2 separate regions of the Homo sapiens genome follow, and region 2 is linked to region 1. A link is a loop called in an ENCODE intact Hi-C map of the cell type or tissue named here. Cell type or tissue: GM12878. All regions are shown on one strand. Each heading gives the region's core, and the rest is flanking DNA. Links, peaks and the distances in the headings are about the cores only. Region 1 overlaps RASGRP1 (RAS guanyl releasing protein 1). Region 2 has its middle 13 kb from the start of FAM98B.

Evidence for each region. A loop is a pair of places that touch in the nucleus more often than their neighbours do. Peaks named below come from ENCODE experiments on the same cell type or tissue, not always from the same donor. Only the 100,000 strongest peaks of a DNase experiment are listed, where the experiment ranks them.
Region 2: it touches region 1 in a loop (2.8-fold over the local background); 3 of 110 quality-filtered maps call a loop at or near these places.

Annotation. Positions count from the first base shown.
Region 1 is chr15:38,503,458-38,514,879 of GRCh38, reverse strand. It overlaps RASGRP1 (RAS guanyl releasing protein 1), which reads left to right. Exons shown (of 17, transcript NM_005739.4): 7 at 1,924-2,097; 8 at 3,160-3,276; 9 at 6,879-7,154; 10 at 8,960-9,040. It overlaps LOC105370774 (a long non-coding RNA gene), which reads right to left. Exons shown (of 2, transcript XR_001751485.3): 1 at 8,564-11,422; 2 at 1-1,026. Among named protein-coding and RNA genes, the nearest start is that of FAM98B, 55 kb to the right of the region's middle. In GM12878, for the core only: no CTCF peak of the experiment used is centred there; a DNase peak (open chromatin) is centred at 5,989; H3K27ac peaks cover 1,339 bases.
Region 2 is chr15:38,435,080-38,446,501 of GRCh38, reverse strand. No RefSeq gene overlaps it. Among named protein-coding and RNA genes, the nearest start is that of FAM98B, 13 kb to the left of the region's middle. RefSeq lists an enhancer at 5,773-5,942. In GM12878, for the core only: a CTCF peak has its summit at 6,051 (motif pointing left); DNase peaks (open chromatin) are centred at 5,561 and 6,030.

The sequences.
Region 1 (11,422 bases), core at 1,419-9,418:
AAAAGCCATTTATCACACAGGAAATCTGAGCTCTGCAGGGGTCAAACTGGCAGGCTGCTTGGTCAGGCCTGCAGGATGTCTGCTTGATGCCAATGCTCACATCAGTGGAGGCAGAAGTGAAAAATCAGTGCAGAACGAGGAATCCCAGCCAGTGTCCCCAGGGGTTGAACAGTGTTCTATTTGCAAGTGAAAACATCAGTTTCAACCTTCATTTCTTTTGAGTGGCTTGGTCCCTTCATAGAAGACTATCTCAGGGTTTTTTTGTTTTTCCTGTACAGTGCTAAACAGTTTTACCAAACACAAGTTTTCTCTCCAACATGAGGTTGGAGGGAAATTTATCTGTGCTGTGAATTGAAAGGCATTTGATATCTTCTGTTTATTACAAAACTTTAGGGGTAGTGAGGATGTTACTGGGATAATTGTTTTAAAAAAACAAGTGGATTTAAAGTTATATTTATAGTGGGAGGGGGGTATTAAATGTATTCACTGGAATATATTAATTGAATGAATATATTCAAAATATATGCAATGAGTTGTGGCTACTTTCTTTTAGAACCAGTAAGATGTTTGCTTTATATATCTCTCTTAAGGAGCGATTTTGGTCCTACTCATAGGTTTTCCACCCATCAGCAGCCATATAGCACAGTAAAATGGGGCTCAGTTAATTTGCAGCTATTTTATTTGGGTTGTGACTTCTCATCTATATATTTACTACTTAGGCAGAACTAAGGTGTACTGTAGTAATAACCCCCCACCCACCCACCTCCTGTACAATCTCAGTGGCTTAATTAAGCAAAAGTTTATTTTTCACTCACACTGCATGTCTAACATGGGTCAGCAGAGGCTGATCAGAGTTCCCCAGGAACCCAGATGATGGAGGCTTCATCTTGCCAGGAATTTCCAAGATCTCTGCAGCAGTAGGAAGGCAACATGGCAGACCACTCACTGGCTCTTACATCTTTGCCTCCAAAGTTACATCGCTTCCACTCAACATTCTGCTGGCTGAACCATGTCATATGGTCACACCTTCTTTCAAAGGGAAGAGTTGAGAAGGGAAGAGTTGGAAATAATTGGGGAAAAGCACCAAAGACTTCCATAGGAAAGTTGAAGAGAAACAGACTGTGATTTGAGCAGAGGGATTCTTTGTGACAGGGACACAATAGCTACAAACATCACTTAGACTAGATCTTCAGGGACATTTCCAGTTTTACACATGTTGTTTCATTGCCAACTGTAGTCAATGCTATTGTCAACTTGGGAAACCATGATCAGCAAACATATAGCTAACCAAATTTTAAGTACTCCATTTGCCTCTGCTCCAGTTGGTGAGTAGAAGGAAATACAAACAGGCTTGTATTAGCATAAGGTTCATAACTACTCCATTAGCGCAACCTTACATATATGTAACACTTTAAAAAGTTAAAGCTTTCACACATTATCTTCTTTGATCTTCATAACAATTCTATGTCCTAGATAGGGCAGATTTTATGATCACATTTTTAAGGTAAGAAAACAGCTGGGGAGAGAGAGATTTGTTTTTGTCAGGGGAATTACCTTTTATTCCCTTAACCTTAGCAGCAATACTGATCTTTATTCTGTACTGTATTCTTTAGAATTTAGAATAGTCAGTAACAATATCTACTGAAATACAGCATTTGGATTAACTAATGTGTCTACACATCCACTTATTCCTAATAACTTTCGATGTAGAGAAATCATGCTGTGGGTAGAATAAGGAAGATTTCCCTCCCATCATGCTTGTTGGCAAGTGGCCAAGATGCAGAAGAGCACCAGGAGCTCCTCTGTTCCATGGCAGTTCCCAGCCATCAACTGAGCAGACTGGACTTGTCCCTTAAATCTTCTGGAATACCAGAGTACAGTACTGATAGGTTTTTTTTGTTGTTGTTGTTTCTTTTCCTGCAGTTCTCTGATTATCAGAATTACCTTGTAAATAGCTGTGTGAAGGAAAACCCCACCATGGAGCGATCTATTGCTCTGTGCAACGGCATCTCCCAGTGGGTACAACTGATGGTTCTCAGCCGCCCCACGCCGCAGCTCCGAGCAGAAGTCTTCATCAAGTTCATCCAGGTGGCTCAGGTGAATAACTGGTTTAAGACATTTGGCTTGGGCTATAAGGTAAACTTTCTATCCCCTTTTCCTCCAGCTTAGTCTATTAATTAGAGCTGTTTTTTCCCTCCTGAACCATGGCGAGGGGGTGGAGAGGTTTGTGTGCCTTCAACCAGATCTAGATATGGTGACTTGTCTCTTCTTCCATACAAGGACAGTGTGGAGGGGAGGGGGCCATACAGGCCATATCAGGGGTCAGGATCCAGTTTTAGATCTGTTTAGACCTTTAACATTTTTCAAAAGATGCTTACCAGCCTACATTATTTTCCCGAGTCTGGCCCACATGGCAAAGGAAAGGGCAATTCTAAGATTTACTGGAGCTGGACCATCCTGGATTGTCTTAGGTCTTTAAGCCCATGCAGTGCTGAATGGCTGCATTTAATGTTTGAGGGGCATTTTATAAGAGGAAAACAAGTACTATGAACCCATATTTGAAGTTCCCCAGAGATTCTAGCTTCTCTGTCCCAGTTACTGTCCTATATAGGCACTGGCATTGCATGGGAAAATAAGACAAAGTCCTTACCCTCAAAAATAAAAGTCTGGTAAATTTGGAATAAATAAAAGATTACACTTAATAATATCTTTCTCCAACTCTGGATGGTCTAGACCAGTGTTTCTCAAAGTCAACAGCTCTGACTTTGGATCACCTGCTCTGATATTAACTAAAGGTATATTAAAAGTACAGATCTCCAAGCCTAACCCCAGATCCAGGCAATCAGAATGTCTGGGTTAGGTCCAGAAACCATTGTGTTAAACAAATACTTGAGGTGATTCTAAGAAAGCACTGATCTAGAAGGTGGTCCACAGATCAGCAACAACAAAAGGAGAGAGATGTAATGCCTCCCAGATGTGGAATCCACCAGTCTGAATAAAGCAGAAGGGGAGACATGGACAGGAAATTGCAATGCCTCGTAACTAGTCTTTAACCAGCGTAAGGGAGACTCACGGCACAGAGACAAGAGGCAGCCTCTAAGCTCCCCATATAACTGACATGTACAGTGACTCTGCTGTCATCTGTCTTCTGTGTCACAGAAGCTCCACCAACTACAGAACTTCAATACACTGATGGCTGTGATAGGTGGGCTGTGTCACAGCTCAATCTCGAGGCTCAAGGAGACAAGTTCGCATGTCCCACATGAAATCAATAAGGTCAGTGCTACTGTCTTCTCTGGGGCCCTTAGCAGCATTCTCAAGATGTGTGCCAACATTTTCTCCTTGGTGGGCAGCCCAGAGAGCATTTCCAACCACACCATCCCTTGTCAACCAGGCTAAGTGGCAGGGAGGCAAACCTTAAGGAAATCCATAGGATGGAGAAGTCACATTTTTTAGAGTAACTGTGATTTTGTCTGGCCTCAGACAGTGTCACTGCAAACATTCCTGCTGGACCAGTTGAAACAATGTGTGCCTCTTCCCATGTTCATAGGCCATGGAATATTCAGTTACCATCTTTGACACTGATTCCCTCGCTCCAGCTCCTTGCTCTAAAATGTGTTCTCAAAAGGAATTGTGGTTCGGTTGACCATAGGTCAGTTTGCACATTGAGTGTAGTTATATAGTGATATATTAAAAACTTAGCTATCCAGAACCCTTGAAGAATGACATTCCGGATAGTTGAATTTTACCAGATAATTGGATATGAGTTCTTCAGATACCATTTTGTAATACATAATGTTTTATTAATGAATATTTTTCTTAAATGTCCTGTACATTTTCCTACATTATTAGATTTTACAGAATATACTTTTATCTTTTATGACATAGGGCTGTTTTGCTTGTTTCTCTTTTTTATAGAAACAGGGTCTTCCTCTGTCATCAAGGCTGGAGCACAGGCTGGCACGATCATAGCTCACTGCAGTCTCAAACTCCTGGGCTCAAGCAATCCTCCCACCTCAGCCTACCAAGTAGCTAGGACCATGGGTGCACACCATTATGCCCAGCTATTTTTTAAAATTTTTGTAGAGATAAGGGTCTCCCTATGTTGTCCAGACTGGTCTCCAACTCTTGGCCTCAAGCGATCCTCCCATCTCGGCCTCCTAAAGTATTGGAATTACAGGCATGAGCCACTGAGTCCAGCTGGAGCTGTTGTTATAAATATAAACCACTGTAATATACCGAGGATATAAATGTATGGCATGGGTTAGATAATGACTGCTCTTTGAGCACTTTCATGTAAGAGGACCTTACTATACTCAAGCCCCAATCCTTCCAAACTAGCATGGAGAGGAACTCTCTTTTTAGGGAGAGATACCTAAGCTCATTACCCCATCTGTTTTTCCCAGGTGTTCAGCTCCCTTTTGGGGAGTCTTTTATTATCTCTGTTATCACAATGCTGGGCCTCTGGGGAGGCCCCCCACTTCCCAGTGGTCTGATCAAAAGGGCATCATCTTTAGTCACCTCTTCATTCCTTAACGGTTCTGCTGAAACCAGGTGGAACAGTTGAAAAGATTGCCCACATCTCAGAGGTGACAGAGAGAAATAGTCACAGAGATTAAGAAGCCTTCATGTCATTTAGCTTATAAGAGAGAGCTTGCTCCTCTTCAGCTTGGGGTCCCCCCACAGCAGTGCTTCCTGTCGGTAGCTACTTGACCCTCAGGGTGGTCTGCATAGTGAATTAGTAAGTCCAGGGTTGAAGCAAAAGTCCCCAAGTTGTTGATTTCACCTTCGGAGGGGAATAAAAATATCTTTATCATTTTTGCTGTTACACTCTTGTCTTGTGAGCCCCTTCCATGCCTAGGGCTCACCTGCACCATTGGTAGAGGTTTATGAAGAAGAAGCTCTCTTGCCATCTCCCAGTGATTTGAAGGGGTCTGACTCCAAGAACTCCAAGTTCTTCATTGTGGAGAAATGGTACTTCGTAGGCCACAATTTTATTAAGTTTGGGCACAGTGTCTAAAAGGGTTACAGTAGTCCCCCTTATCTGAGGTTTTGTCTCCTGTAGTTTCAGTTATCTGAGGTCAACTGCAGTCCAAAAAAAATTTAATGGAAAATCCCAGAAATAATTCATAAATTTTATTATTTATTTATTGATTGAGACAGTCTCACTCTGTCACCCAGGCTGGAGTGCAGTGGCTCAGTCTCAGCTCACTGGAATCTCCGCCTCCCAGGTTCAAGTAATCCTCCTGCCTCAGGCTCCCAAGTAGCTGGGACTACAGGCGTGTGCCACCACGCCGGGTTAATTTTGTATTTTTAGTAGAGACGGGGTTTCACCATGTTAGCCAGGCTGGTCTTGAACTTTGGACCTCAGGTGATCCGTCCACCTCGGTCTCCCAAAGTGCTGGGATTACAGGCATGAACCACCACGCCTGGCCAATTCATAAGTTTTAAAATGCATGCTGTGCTGAGTAGCATGATGAAATCTTAAGCCATCCCATTCCATTCTTTCTGGGACTCCTTCATATCAGTCACTAAGTAGCCGTCTTGGTCATCAGATTGACTGTCATGGTATTGCAGTGCTTGTGTTCAAGTAACTCTCACTTTGTTTAATAATGGCCTCACAGTGCAAGAGTAATGATGTTGGCAATTTGGATATGCCAAAGAGCAGCCCTAAAGTGTTTCCTCTAAGTTCTTTACTTAATAAGGAAGGAAAAAAATCATATGCTGAGGTTGCTAAGATCTAAGTAAGAAGGAATTTCATCTATGAAATTGTGAAAAAGAAAAGAAGTTCATTCTAGTTTCTCTTTTGTACTTCATACTGCAAAAAGTTATGGCCACAGTGCATGATGGGAATGGCATTACATTTGTGGGTGGGAAACATGAACAGAAATGTGTTCCACTTGACAGCAATCGGGTTTGTTACTATGCACAGTTTCAGGCATCAATTAGGCGTCTTGGACTGTATCCCCCTAAGGATAAGAGAGGACTCCTTATGTTGTATGATAACATGATTGGCAGACAGTCACTTCATGTCTTTGCTTCTGAGAAAGCTGGTTATCACTCATGGGGAATGGATTCTGTGAACTGCTTGCTGACTTGAATGACAAGTGATTGAAAAGAAAACTAGATCTGGCTGCTCCCTTTCTGTGCTGGTGAGCAGCCGTTCCCACTTCCAGGTTTGAAGCAGGGTGTAACCTCTAATGTCCTCTCTCCTGTCCTTTGCTCAGAATTGATCTAGTCTATTCAGTCTTTTTAGTTCAAGGTTTTAGTCTGTGAATGGAATGTCACTTGCTTTCTAGTCATAGGCCCATTCTGAGAATCTTGAAAGGCCCATCAAGCACCTCATAGAGAATAACACACAATAGACTACTGAAGCTCCACTCTTAAAATACATGCTCTTCCCCATGCCAGCAACATAGTCAGCATTTCCTGACATCACATTTCAACTGTTAATCAATGCAGTGTCTCTGGAAGCATTCAGAAGACACCAAGGAAGGGAATCACATGGCTTGGGGACAGGAGTTAGAGGGATAGTGTTCACTATATATTCTTGTACCTTTTTAATTTTTGTATCAGGTCCTTGTTTTTGAAAAGAAGGAAATTTTAACATAAAAATGATAAAACCCCGATTTATAATGTTTAAGTTATATAACAGATTCAAGCATATCTTGTGTTTATAAATATATTCTGTGATATTTGACATAGCTGAGGTTTTAACTGGGGAGTCATAATCTGTACCTTTTACATGAATTACCCCCTGCTCAACAAATTCTGGATGGGGTGAGATCATGGCACAGGATGCAAACATGCAAGGTCCTCATTACAGACAATGCACACTGCCTAGCGGGTACCTGTGATTGGTCTGTTCTGCTTTGTAGGTTCTCGGTGAGATGACTGAGCTGCTGTCCTCCTCCAGAAACTACGACAATTACCGGCGAGCCTATGGAGAGTGCACCGACTTCAAGATCCCCATTCTGGGTGTGCATCTCAAGGACCTCATCTCCCTGTATGAAGCCATGCCTGACTATCTGGAGGACGGGAAAGTGAACGTCCATAAGCTACTGGCCCTATACAATCATATCAGTGAATTGGTCCAGCTGCAAGAGGTGGCCCCACCCTTGGAGGCTAACAAGGACTTGGTACACTTGCTGACGGTGAGGCTCACACTGGAGGACAATTACTAAGCACTTTCTGTGTGCCAGGTGCCATTCTATACCCCTTACCAAATATTAGCTGTTAGTCCTCATAAAGGCTCTATGAAGCAGATCCTATTACTATCTCCAACATATAGCTAGGGATACTAAAGCACAAAGATATACCTTGCCAGGAGACCACACATTATTAAGTAGCAGAGCCTTGATTCAGACCCAGGTGGTGGGACTCTAGAGACTGTGCCCTTCAGACTTCTAGGACTGTTTCACTACCTCTACAAAAGCAGTCCTAAGCTCTCTGGGAGGAGCTGATGGCAAATCAGGATACAAGTCTTGGTAACAGATGGAGAGAATGAATGTGCTCTCATAAAAAGGGCAGGCAGTAATTTAAAAAACAAACAAAAAACACCCAGGGTTATTATTTGGTTCCTGGCTTAGATCTTTGCTCTTGGAGATATTCAAGTGAAGATGAACACTTGTCAATGGTGTGGGAGACCAGGATTTGCATTTTGCATATGGGGTGAGATCAGATGATGAACTCCCTTCCAGACCTGCAATTCCGTAGTTTACCAGCTGTGTGACTATGGACATATAACCGTCCAAGATTCCTCTCCTCAAACGAATTAGTCTCTGGGATGACTTCGAACTTCTCTTCCAGTTCTAAAGTTACACAGTTTTTAACCTGCTGTTTTTGGAGAGTAGAATAATGATCATAACCTCTTTCTGCCTCACAGCAGCATTTTGATAGAACCCTGGGCTTCACATCAGCTGGTGTGTGATCCTAGCCCTTTCACTTATTAGCCAGGTGACCTTGGCAGGTCTGTGTCTCAGACATCATTTGTAAAAACATGGAGTGAATCTTAACATTCTTTGGATTATAAATCTTGTGATGAAAGCTGTGAACCTTCTTCCCAGAAAAATGTACATAAGCCATTTATTTTTAAATATGCATGTAATTTCAAGTTCTGAAATCCTTGAAGCCTATCCATAGACTCAAGGTTAAGAATAATATTATTCCTAAGGACTTCTCTCCTAAAATTTTATAGTTCTAAGATACATGAAACTCACTATTTTTTTTTTTTTTTTTTTTTTTGGAGACAAGGTCTGGCTCTATGACCTAGACTGGAGTGCAGTAGTGCAATCTCAGCTCACTGCAACCTCTATCTTCCAGGTCCAAGCCATCCTCCCACCTCAGCCTCCTGAGTAGCTGGGACCACGGGCACACGCCACCACGCCCGGTTAACTTTTGTATTTTTTGTAGAGACAGGGTTTTGCTATGTTGCCCAGGCTGGTCTCAAACTCCTGAGCTCAAGCAATCAACCTGCCCTGGCCTCCCAAAATGCTGGGAATACAGGCATGAGCCACCATGCACCCAGACTCATTAACTCTTAATAGCAATTAATATGTCTTACCATTTAAACTGGATTTTATTGCTGGACTCAAATTTAATAGTCTCAGACTATACACACCATCCTTTCAGATCATCTGTCTGCTTTGAGAGAGAACAAGTGATGTATTAGTCATCTGTCCAGACAAGGCCTTTGGCCTAAGCTCTATATAGAGGCTTAGATTTAAATCATAGTTAAAAAGAGGGCATCCTATGTCCAAAATTAAAAACATTTCAATGAGAATTAATGCTTGCCCTATTGCAATAGTAGGTGTTATACCTGTTTTGTGACTTTTAAAAACAAACTGTTTAGAACCTAAAAGAGTAAACTACTGGCAAGGAAAATCCAAGAAAGAACCATCAGCTGTGGGAGAGGCAAACAGCATCTTAGCAATGAACCCTGTTCTGCTTTGATCTGCAGTTATCCCTGGATCTTTACTACACTGAGGATGAAATCTATGAGCTTTCCTATGCCCGGGAACCAAGGAACCACAGAGCTCCAGTGAGTTTTTCATATTAAGACTCCACATGTAACAGGTGCTTTACAAGCTTCTCCTCGAGTTCATTCATCCTCAGGAACAGACTTTCAGTTCAGTTTAATACATGTACTGTTTTTCTTAGTGCTCAACCTTATGCTAGGAACAGAGAAAGCTTTTCAACATATGTCTGAGGAATAGTTCCTGTCCATTAAAAAGCTGTGATATAGTTGAAGGGATAAGCCTAATGTGTGACCAGTGAATAACTAGTGAACAGTAAATAACTATATCATCAGAATGCCAGGTGTGGTGGAATCAGTCAGTGGTTTACAAAGTAGAGAAGGAAGATACTATTGTGCACCAGAGTGACATCCCCCCCGCATTAAGAAGAGTCCCCACATAAATTTCTTTTCTATGATTCATTGATGATAATGAGAGTAATATGCGTACTAATCAGAAGCTAAATTTCTGAAGATTTCCAGGTTGGTAGATAGAAAAGCCCCATTTTCCTGTAATGTTCTGGGTGAAAAGAACAGTCTGCTGAGTCTTTTGACCTCCTATGCTGAGAAGTCCTCAAAATAGTACACAGTCCTGGCACTGCCTGCAGTAGGAACTTCACAGGTTATCTGCCCTACCCTCCCACAGGCAAGTAAAATCACTTCAGTCTCCTGGGACGTTTCCAAACCCCAAAACAAGTGATACTCAAGGGAAGAGAGTTGCCCACACTTAAGAAATCCAGCTCATCTATTGGGGTGGCTAAATTGCACTCCTCCACACAGAAAGATCAAGTTCTAGCTTTCTATTGTAATGAAAGATTCCACTGAAAATATTTGGTAGATTCCATTTTCAGGTTAGAGGCATTTCAATGGAAAGGGTACATTCTGTTTTTTCAGAGAGATTTTAATTTGGGCTGAGTTTCAAATACAGTCATGCACCACATAATGACATTTTGGTCAGTGATAGACCTCATATACCACAGTGGTCCCTTAAGATTATAATGGAGCAGAAAAATTACTACTGCCTAGTGACAGAACAATTGTAACATTGTAGCACAACACATTACTCACTATGTCTGTGATTATACTGGTGTAAACAAACCTACTGAGCTGTAAAAAGTCTAGGTTATACACTTACGTACAGTACATAATACTTGATAGTAAGTATTACCGGTTTATGCACTTACTATACAATACTTTTTATCATTATTTTAGAGTGCATTCCTTCTACTTAGAAAAATTAACTGTAAAACAGCCTCAGGCAAGTCCTCCAGAAGGTGACAGCTCCATGCATGTTATTGCCCCTAAAGACCTTCCAATAGGATAAGATGTGGAGTGGAAGACAGTGATATTGATGATCTTGACTCTATATAGACATAGGCCAATGAGTGTAATTGTACCTTAGTTTATAACAAAGATTTAAAAAATTAAACATTTTTAAAATAGAAAAAAGTTTATAGAATATGGCTATAAAGGAAATAACTGGTACAGCTATAAGCTATACAATGTGTGCTTTAAGCTAAGTGTCATAACAAAAGAGTAAAAGTTAAAAAAATTAAAAGCTTTTACAGTAAAATAAGGTAATTTATCATTGAAGAAAAAATTTAAGAAACTTAGTGTAGTCTAAGTGTACAGTATTTATAAAGTATATAGGAGTATACAGTAATGTTAGGCCTCCACATTCACTCACCACTCACGACTTGCCACAGTAATTTCTAATCTTGAAAGCTCTATTCATGGTTAAGTGCCCTATACAGGTGTAACATTAAAAAAAAATTTCTATACCATATTTTTACCTTTTCTATGTTTAGATATGTTAAGATACACAAATACCATCATTACAATTGCCTACAGTACTGAGTATAATAACCTGCTGTATAGGTATGTAGCCTAGGAGCAGTAGGCTATACCAAATAGCCTAGGTGTGTAGCAGGCTATACCATCTAGGTTTGTGTAAGTACACACTGTGGTGCTCATACAATGACAAAATCACCTCATGACACATTTCTCAGAACATATCCCAGTCATTAAGTGATGCATGACTGTATTTAGAAAAGAGCTTGTCCAGGCTTCCGATGATTTTTCTTGTGCCTTCCTGCCTTTTAGCTAAGCTTTTCCTTATTCACATTTCTACTGCAAAATGTGACTGGAGAATAGAGAGGAATCATAAATGATCCACTTTACTCTTTGTTGATAGCTCTGACAAAGGGTTTAATGGAGAGGGAATTGCAACTCAGGCAGATTGAGAATTTCAAATTATCTGTAGCTGCAGATAATGTATGTGAAGAGCACTCTGGAAACCGTAAGCACAATGCCTTGTTAGCCAAAATTATTAGTAGAGATTTCAATTGCCTGTGGGTTCTCTGCTCCTTGCCACTGAACATAATTGAAGATTGTCCATAAATGTAACCG
Region 2 (11,422 bases), core at 2,358-10,357, 69 kb after region 1:
CCACAAGTGATCCACCCACCTCCACCTCCCAAAGTGCTGAGATTACAGGCGTGAGCCAACATACCTGACTGGACAAGAGTTTATGAATTCCAGTACAGAATGACTGGAAGCTCTAAGGGAAAAAGTATACTCTTATACATTAACCTGAAGAAACTGCCTCAGTGATTTCAATGCAGAAAAATGGTCTGTCTGTGTTCAAACTTATCTCCTTAACCAAGGAATCTACATCTACCTTACTAGTTGTTGAGAATGGGTGGGTTCTCCCAGACTATCATATATGTGTAGGAAGTCCAAGGAGGGTTCCTACTAGATAGACATCATACGAACTGGAGAAAACAATCTGTGGCAATACATTCTTCCTGATATCAGTTCTTTGGGCCCCTAAACAGCAGAAACAAGACTCTTGGAAGGTAGAAGTACAAGACTGAACCCTTAACCAATATATAGGTACTATGCAAATGATTTGAAGTGGGCCCTACACAAAGAGATAGCACTTCTTGTGCTACCATTAAGAATTCTAATAAATTATTGAGGGATGCTTATAAAAATGCAATATATAAAATTCATTTGAATATATGCGATCCTTGAAATAGAGTTAAGTCTATGTGGAAAAAACCTTGGAATTTGAAATAAGATTCTGAAATGTGCAAAATAGAACTCAGGATTTGAGGTGGATCTCCCACTTGAACCAACCAGAAGTCTGGAGGTGGGAAGTTCTGCTTGTGAAATGACACTGCCTGTAAGGTGATTATTTCCCAGTGGAAGTTGAGCCAGACCTTTAACTTGGCAGCTGGAGCTTGGTATACCAAATGTCCTTGTGAGTGAATATAGCAGGTACCTCATTACACCTAGGACTAAGTATTCTGCTTAAAATGTTGGTATCCTCATCGTGAAAATAAAGTACTGTTTCCTTATCCAAGCCGAGAGGAGGCATTACTGATAATCCAGGAGGCAAGAGGGTGGTTCTCTCAGTGGATGCACTATTATGTATGGTAGTCAGGATAAACTAAGTGCTGTAACAAACCTTCAAATCTCATGGGGTTAGGATAATGTAAGTTTTTACCTCACCTATGCCATAGTACAGTCAAGTGTTTGGTGGGAGAGTATGGCATATTGTATTTTTAAAGATGATCATGACAATGCCATCAATACGTTATGTTCTTTTACAATGTGACTTTACTACTCCCCCATCAAGATATACAGTTTATATTCCCATTGAATAAAGGAAGGGCCTGTCACTACTTTGATCAATAAAATATGCAGGAAATGATGTTATGCCACTCCAGGCATAGTCTTAACTGCTTCCAATTCTTGACTCTTGGAATGCACATGTATGGGGCTCTTCCTCTTGGAACCCAACCACCAGACTAAGAGAATTTCATGCTACATGGAGAAGCCAAGTGTAAGCCCTCCAGTTGACATCCCAGTTGGGTTTCCAGCACATAGCCAGCATTATCTGCTATCCATGTGAGTGGACCTTCTTGGTCACTCACCCAGTTGAGCCATCAGATGACTGCAGCCATCTGTACTATCCAACAAGTGCCCTCAATTGCAAGAGAGATCTCAAGCAAGAGCCACTAGCTGAGCCCAGTCAACTCAGAGAGTCATAAGATCTAATAAAAGACTGTTGTATGAGCCACTAACTTTTGGTGTGGTTTATTGTGCAGCATTAAATAATCAGAACAATGGCCCTTCATGTGGCAGTTTAGGAACCTAACATCTTTTTTGTGACTCAGCTACTTTGGACACATGGCAACCAAAGTTAGCATAGAAAACGGATATGAAGAATGTGGAGGATTATACAAAGAGTTGTACAGTATGGTCTAGAAGAAAGCACATTAATTCTGTCCACCTTGCACAAATTAAAACTAAGTCATACTACCCTAACCTAACTGCAGAGATGCTGGGAAATAGTCTAGGCTGTGTGCCTAGAAGGAAAAACAAACGGTTGATGAAGACATTGCATTTTCTCTACCAAAATACCCCCTTAAAAGATTTTTCTCCCCAGTAAGAAGCCATACATAACTTTGACATATACAAAATTTAACTTAAAATGGGTCAGTAAACTAAATATAATGGTTAACAAAAAGAAAACTTCTAGAAGAAAACATAGGAGAAAATCTGTTAGTCTTGGGTTAGGCAAAGATTTCTGAAACAAGATACCAAATACAAAATCTGTAAGATAAAAAATTGATAAATTACACTTGATGAAAATTAAAAACTTTTGCTCTCCAAAAGACACCATTAAGTGAATGAAAAGCAAGCCACAAGCCTGAGAAAATATTTGCAACTCATATCTGATAAAAGACTTGTATCAAGAATCCATAAATAAATCCTAAAACTCAAAAATAAGAAAACAAACAACCCAACTTTAAAAAATGAGCAAAAGATTTGAACAGATACCTCACCAAAGAAGATATGTGGATGAAAGATAAGTACATACAACTATGTTCAATTTGTCATAAATGCAAACTTAAATCACAATGAAATATCACCATATACTTATAGGGGCTGAATTTTTTCTTTTGTTTTGTTTTGTTTTTTGTTATTTTTTTGAGACAGGGTCTCACTCTGTTGTACAGGCTGGAGTGCAGTGGCGCCATCTGGCTCACTGCAACGTCTGCCTCCCAGATTCAAGCGATTCTCCCACCTCAGCCTCCCAGGCAGCTGGGATTACAGGCACGCACCAGCATGCCCAGCTAATTTTTGCAATTTTAGTAGAGAAGGGGTTTCACCATGTTGGCCAGGCTGGTTTCGAACTCCTAACCTCAAGTGATCTGCCTGCCTTGGCCTCCCAGAGTGCTTGGGATTACAGGTGTGAGCAACCACACCTGGTCAATGGCTGAAATTTTAAAATCTGACCATACCAAGTGTGAGGAAGACATGGAGCAACCTACACTCTCACATACCACTGGTAGGAATGTAAAATCATGCAATACTTTGGAATACAGTATAATGGCTTCTTAAAATGTTGAACATATATCTACTATATAACTCTACATTCCAATACCATGTACCCAAGAGAAAGGCAAGCGTACATCCAGACAAAATACTTGTATGTTAATGTTTATAGCATTATGTTTACCCAAACTATAAATAAACCAAATGACCATCAACATGTGTATGAAATGAGTAAACATATTCTGGTATTTCCATATAGTAGAATACTGCTCAGCAATAAAAGAAATAAATCAATGATATACATAACAATATGGTTAAATCCCAAAATAATTGTAATGAGTGAAAAATGCAAGTCAAAAAAGTGCACAGAATGTACAATTCTATTTATATAAAATTCTGGGGGGTCTGATTCAAGATGTCTGACTAGAAGCAGCTAGTTCATGCCTGTCTCACAGGAAAGAAACAAAGTAGCAAATAAATACTGACTCTTCAACTGCATTGTATTAATCCATTCTCACACTGCTATAAGGATACTACCTGAGACTGGGTAATTTATAAAGGAAAGAGGTTTAATTGACTCACAGTTCTGCATGGCTGGAGAAGCCTCAGGAAACTTACAATTACGGTGGAAGGTGAAGGAGAAGCAAGTACTTTTTCACAAAGTGGCAGGAAAGAGTGCGCAGGGGAAACTACCACTTTTAAACCATCAGATCTCGTGAGAACACTCTCACTGTCATGAGAACAGCATGGGGGAAACCGCCCCCATGTTCCAGTCACCTCCCACCAAGTCCCTCCCTTAACATGTAGGAATTACAATTCAAGACGAGATTTGGGTGGGGACACAGGGCCCAACTATATCATGCATCATCATCTAAGAAATCACTCTGGGATTCACTAAGGAAGGGACCAGACCCATGGAGGGCAGAAAGGACTGAAGCCAGGCAACTGCCCACACAGGACTGGCAGGAACCTGGAGGAAGCTCCCTAGCCTGGGGAAAGGATAAGTGAGTGAGGGTCTCCAGGAGATCCACACTTCTGCCATGGGCCTTTACAATCCTGGGCACAAGAGACTGTCCTTGACTACCCCAGGCCTCTAGACCAACACAGAGAGCTTCCTGGAGTCTGTGCAGAGATACTACCCCAGCTCACATGGAACCTCACAGGCATTTGATCCCTGGGCAGCCCAGTGCCAGCTACCATTACCCCACTAATAAAGGAAACAAGGTTCTTTTGCACACCCCTGGGATAGAAGCCAAAGCTGCAAAACTGAGGAGTGGCCAGACTGCATATTACATTACCCCCAATTCCACTGCTCCCTGCCAGTCGGGGCTTGCTGGCTTGGGCCACCTGCACAGCCACCCTGCCCCTGCCGGAATACTGCAGTCAGAGGTCTGCATTCCTCTGGGTGCAAAACTCCCAGATATAGCTAACAAGCCCTTTGTACGGCCATTGTCGCTGCCTCTGCCCCTGCTACCCCCAGGCAAAGAGAGGCCGAGGAGTCTGGGTACTTCTGTGTGTCTCCAGCATGAACATAACAGCTGAGATATGGAGGAACAGTGGGCACACTGCACACCCCGCAACTCTTCATCTCTGCTGCTCCCTGCCAAACGGGGCTTGCTACCTGCCAGCCCCCAGTACACACACACAGCCCCTCCCTGGACTCACTCAGCTGTCGCAGCTCTGTGCTCATCTGAGTGCATAACTCCCAGAGGTAGCTGACAGACCCTTTTCAGTCATGGCTGCCACTCCCTTCCCCTCTGCTGCCCCCAGGCTAAGAGGGAATGAGGAGCTAGGGCACTTTCATGTGCCACAGCTGAGATACAAATGAACAGCAAGTAGACTGCACTCCCCATGACTCCCCACCTCAGCTGCTTCCCATCAAATGAGGCTCACTGTCTTCCAGCCCCCAGTGCAGTCTTCTTGCCCCTGCCTGGACATCTGGCTGTAGCTCAGTTCCTCTGCAAGCCCAATTTTCTGAGGCCAGCCACAAGCTTCTGGCAGTTGCCACTACCACAGCCTCTGCCACTACCACTCTCAGGTCAACACAAGAGAAATATTGGCACCCTTGTGTGCCCCCAATAGTGAACTCCAATGTTACTTATATAGAAGGGAAGTGTGAGTGTGTCACACACCCCACAGCTGCCAGTCTCCATTGCTCCAGCTGAGGGGTCCGGCCCTCCCCAGCTGCTCTGTCTCCACCTGAACATTTCAGCTGCGGCCCAGAGCTCTCCTGAGAACACAATCCCCAGAGACCTGTGATCTTCCCTTGGGCTCCCACTGCCTGGGTGGGAGCCTGCCCTCACCTGAGAGTTTTGCAAGTGACCCGGGGACCAGTTCACCCCTCCCCATCACAGCCAGCACCTGAACTCTGGGCTAACCCAACCCTTGTCCAGCCCCACCAGAACTCATACATTCACACACACTATCCAGTGGGCCATCTAGGGGCCTGGGAACTGGGGAACTACCTAGCCCATTTCAACACAGTGGGCACCTGATCAGCTCACCAGGGCATCAGATTGGTTTGACACAATCAGCCAATACCACCACAACCAACACCCTCCTGCACGGGCCCAAAGGTGGAGCCCCTACCTCTACACAAAGCAGCAACATTACCACACTGGAAAACAAGTGAGCCATAAAGCTATCTGTGACAGGCTGAGTGAGAAGTTAATGCCCTGAAGCAACACCCATGGAGAGTTGCAGAAAGGGTTTTCCCATGGCTCTCAACCGCACTGTGGTCCAGAGATAGACTTTAGTGTGCATACAAACAGGAAGTCATGAGCCCAAAGACGGGGTTATGATAGGGAAACAGATCATATTCCTGTCCTTCTAGGATGTGGAGCCGGTGCAGCCCCCTCACCACCTGCAGAGACCTCAGCACATTTCACCAGGAGCTCCTGCCAGCCGCCCTCATCAGGGCTGGTCCCTGTGTTTGCCACTGGGGAATTTGTAGGCAAGCCAGGAGGTCCGGCTCTGCCCAGCTGTCTCCACCCCTTCCCCCACCACCCCTATTGCAGAACAGGAAGTTCAGGATATCTGGCACTCCACTGTCCAGCCTATCACCTGAAACAACACAGAACACCTCACAGTAAACAAAGATCAGTTACATACCCATCTGCTCGTGCCACAGCTGACTCTTACCCATCAGCGCCATCTACTGGCCTGTAGATGGAACTGCATAGCTCAATATAAAACCTGCCAACAGAAGTGCAGAGCGGGTATAGAAATCAAAGCCCAAAGACCCTATCCAACATACTCTACAGTCACACTCCCTAGAGAGGCTGGAGAAAGGGAAGAAAAACATTCTATCTGAATGAAAATGATTTCAAAAATTAGAAGTGGCAGCCTCTCCAGATGACAAAAAACAAGCATAAAAATTCTGGCACCATGAGAAATCTGAATGTTGCAACAGCATCAAAGGATCACACTAGCTCTCCAGCAACGCCTCCTAACCAAAATGGAAATTCAGAAATGACAGATAAAGAATGGATTCAAAGGAAGCATTAATTCATATTTTATAATTCAATTCAAAGTATGAATTGCAAGGAAGCTCAACAAGATCCAAGACAAGGTCGAAAATCAACACAAAGAAACTACAAAAGCAATCTAGGAAATGAAGGCAGAGATTTTAAAAAACATCTTTAAAAAATCAATCAGAAACTTCTGGAATTGAAAAATTCACTTGAGGAATTTCAAAATACAATTGAAAGCCTTCTCAATAGACTAGACCAGGCAAATAAAACAATTTCAGAGCTCAGAGACCAGTCTTTTGAACAAACCTAGTTAGACAAAAGTAAAGAAAAAAGAAATTAAAAATTAGCCAGGCATGGTGGTGCACACCTGTGGTCTCAGCTACTTGGGGGGCTGAGGTTGGAGGATTGCTTGAACCTGGGAGGTTGAGGCTGCAGTGACTACTGCACTACAGCCTGGATGACACTGGAGGACCTCGCTTCAAAAAAGACAGAGAAAAGAAAAGAAAAAGATTTTTAAAAATGAAAAAAGCCTTAGGAAATATGGGTTTATGTAAAGTGACCAAACCTGTGAATTATTACTATTCCTGAGAGAGAAGGAGAAAAAGTAAACAACTCAAAAAACATATTTGAGGGAATAATTCAGGAAAATTTCCCTAATCTTGCTAAAGAGGTAGACATCCAAATACAAGAAATCCAGAAAACACCTGCAAGATACTGTGCAAAACAAGTATCACCAAGGCATACAGTCACCGAACTATCCAAGGTCAACACTAAAGAAAAGAATCTTAAAGGCAGCTATAGAAAAAGGTCAAATCACCTGCAAAGGAAAACCTGTTAGACTAACAGATAGACTAGTAGACAGACTTCTCAGCAGTAACCCTGCAAGCCAGAAAAAAACTGGGGCCTATTTTTAGCCTCCTTAAAGAAAAAAAAAAATACCAACCAAGAATTTTATATCCTGACAACTTAAACTTCATAAATGAAGAAGAAATAAAATCTTTTCTAGATAAGCAATTGCTAAGAGAATTTGTCACCACTAGACTGGCCCTACAAGAAATGCTCAAAGAAGTTCTCAACATGGAAATGAAAGGATGATACTCACCATCAGAAAAGGAAACATAAGTGCAAAGCTCAAAGATCCTATAAAACAACTACACAATAGAAACTCCAAAGCAACCAGCTAACAACACTATGTCAGGAACAAAACCTCACATATCAATAATAACCTTAAATACAAATGACCTAAATGCTCCCACTTAAAAGATACACAGTGGCAAATTTTGATTAAAAAATAAGACCCAGCCATCTGCTCCCTACAAGAGACCAACCTACTGACTAAAGACACATTTAGACTCAGAAGTAAAAGGGTGGAAAAAGATACATCATGCAAATAGAAAAGAAAAGCAAGCAGGAATAGCCATTCTCATATCAGATAAAATGACTTTAAACCAACAACAGTAAAAAAGACAAAGAAGAAATATTTACTATCCTAAATATGGATGCACCCAACAATGGAGCACCAAGATTCATGAAATAAATACTACCAGACCAGTGAAAAACAGACTGATAGCAATACAATAATAATGAGGGACTTCAACACTTTCACTGACATCACTAGATAGATCACCAAGGCAGAAAGTCAACAAAGAAACCCTGGACTTAAACTGGACTACAGACCAACTGGATCTAGGAGACATCTATAGAACAGTCTACCCAAAACTACACAATATACATTTGAAGAAGGAATTAATGAAATCAACTATAACTTAATAGTAGTAGTAATAGAAATTTTAAAGTCCTCTTAAAGTTGCTGCAAAGTGTGACCCCCCCCCCCACCTTACACTCAAGTTAAAAGGGAATATTAACAGCCTGTCTTCTCTCTGTGGACAGTGGACCTTATCTATACTCCCCAACTCCACATTCCTCAAAGTTTATTACAGGCCCAGTGAGTTCCTGCATGACTGCAGGGTCACAAGACTGATAAGTTTAGGTTGCAAATCATGTCTTTCTCAACATGTAAGAAATGTTGCAACGCCGCCTTTGTTTCTTGCTTCTGTAACTCACTTCCAGCTTCACATAGTTCCTGCCTTAAGATGTTTAAAAGTAGGAAAAGCCCTTTGTTCAGGGCTCAGGCTTTCTGGATATATGTCTGGCTGGACCGGTGATCACCTTAATAGACTCTCCTGAACTTTTTTCAGTCTCTCCAGTCTTTGATTGTCCTGCAACACATTCTTTTTACCTGTGCATGGAACATTCTCTAAAACTGACCATATGCTTGGCCATAAGGCAAATCTCAATACATTTTAAAAAATCAAAATCATGGCCAGGTGCAGTGGCTCACGTCTGTAATCCCAGCACTTTGGGAGGCAGAGGCAGGTGGATCACAAGGTCAGGCATTCGAGACCAGCCTGGCCAACATAGTGAAACCTGTCTCTACTAAAAATACAAAAAATTAGCCAGGCGTGGTGGTGGGCACCTGTTATCCCAGCTACTCAGGAGGCTGAGGCAGGAGAATCACTTGAACCTGGGAGGCAGAGGTTGCAGTGAGCTGAGATCATGCCACTGCACTCCAGCAACAGTTCAAGACTCCGTCTCAAAAAAAAAAAAAAAATCAAAATCATATTAAATATCTTCTCAGACCACAGAGAAATAAAATTAGAAATTAAAACCAAGAGGAACTCTCAAAACTACACAAGTATATGGAAAATAAAAAACTTTCTCCTGAATGACTTTTAGGTAAACAGTGAAATCAAGGCAGGAACAAAAAAATTCTTTAAAATGAATGAAAATAGAGACACAAAATACCAAAACCTCTGGGATATAGCAAAGGCAGTGTCAAGAGGAAAGTTTATAACATTAAATGCCTCCATCAAAAAGAGAGGAAAATCTCAAATTAGCAACCTAATAGAAAAACATGAAAAAAATCAAACCTAAAATTAGCAGAAGAAAAGAAATAACAAAGATTGGAGCAAAACTAAATGAGATTGGGACCAAAAAAAAAGATACAATGGATCAATAAAACGAAAAAATTGGTTCTTTGAAAGGAAAAACAGAATTGACAGACTGCTAGCTAGACTAAGCAAAAGAGAGAAGATCCAAATAAGTACAATCAGAAATGGTAAGGGTGACACCACAACTGATACCAGAAAATACAAAAGATCATCCGGTACTACTATGGACACATCTATGCACATAAACTACAAAACCTAGAGGAAACTGATAAATTCCTGGAAAGATACAACCTCCTAAGATTGAACCAGGAAGAAGTAGAAACCCTGAACGATACCAATAATGAGTAATGAAATGGAATCAGTAGTTAAAAATCTCCCCTCACAAAAAAAAAAAAAAAAAAAAAAGCCCAGGACCGGATGGATTCATAGCTGAATTTTACCAGAAGTACAAAGAAGAGCCAGTTCCACTCTTACTAACACTATTCCAAAAAATTGAGAAGGAAAGATCTCTTCCTAACTCATTCTACAAATCCAGTATCATTCTGATAACAAAATCAGGCAAGGACACAACAAAAAAAGAAAACTATAGGTCAATATCCATGATGAACATAGATGCAAAAATCCTTGTCAACAAAATACTAGCAAACTGAATCCAACAGCACATTAAAAGATGATTCACCATGATCAAGTGGGCTTTATTTCAGGAATGCAAGGAGGGTTACACATAGATAAATCAATAAATGTGATCCACCACATAAACAGAACTGAGAACAAAAAAAATTATGATCATCTCAATACATGAAGAAAAAGCATCCAATAAACTCCAACATCCATTTATGATAAAAACCCTCAACAAACTGGGTGTAGGTGGAACATACGTCAAAATAATAAGAACCGTCTACAACAATCCCACAGCCAATATCATACTGATTGGGGAAAAATTTAAAGCATATCTTCTTAGAGCTGGAACAAGACAAGGATGTCCACTTTTACCACTCCTATTCAACATTTTACAAGAAGCCCTAGCCAGAGCTATCAGACAAGAGAAAGAAATAAGACACTCAAATTGGAAAAGAGAAAGTCAAATTATCTCTGTACACTGATAACATGATCATATACCTAGAAAACCCTAGAGACTTCTCTAGAGATTCCTAGTCTTGATGAGCAACTTTGGTGAAGTCTCAGGATACAAAATAAACATCAAAAATCAGTAGCATTTCTATATACAAATAATGTTCAATCTGAGAATCAAATGAAGAACTCAATCCTATTTACAATAGCCACACACAAAAATAAAATACCTAGCAATACATTTAACTAAGGAGGTGAAAGATCTCTACAAGGAGAACTAGAAAACATGGATGAAAGAAATTGTAGATGACATAAATAAATTTTTTAAAATCCCATACTTGTCCAGGCACCTTGGTTCATGTCTGCGATCCCAGCACTTTGAGAGGCTGAGGTAGGAGGATTGCTTGAGCTCAGGAGTTTGAGACCAGCCTAGGCAACATAGTGAGGCCTCCTCTCTACAAGTAATAATAATAATAGTAATAAATTAGCCAGGCATGGTGGTGTGCACCTGTGGTCCCAACTACTCAGGAGGCTAAGGTGGGAGGATTCCCTGAGCCTGGGAGGTAGAGGCTACAGTGAGATGTGATCATGCCACTGTCCTCCAGCCTGGACAACAGAGCAAGACCCTGGCTCAAAAAAAAGAAAACAAAAACAAATAACACCCATGCTCATGGATTGGAAGAATCAATATCATTAAAATGACTATACTACCAAAAGCAATCTACACATTCAATGGAATTCCTATGAAATTACCAAACTATTTTTTTAAGGAATTAGAAAAAACAATTTTAAAGCTCATATAGAACCCTTCAAAGCCCAAATAGCCAAAGCACTCTTAAGCAAAAAGAACAAATCCAGCGGCATCACATTGCCTGATTTCAAATTATACAGTAAGACTATCATAAGTAAAATAGCAATGGTACTGGTACAAAAACAGACACATAGATCAATAGAAGAGAAGTGAGAACCCAAACATTAAGCCACAACCCAGATATTAAGCCACATATCTACAATCAACTGATCTTC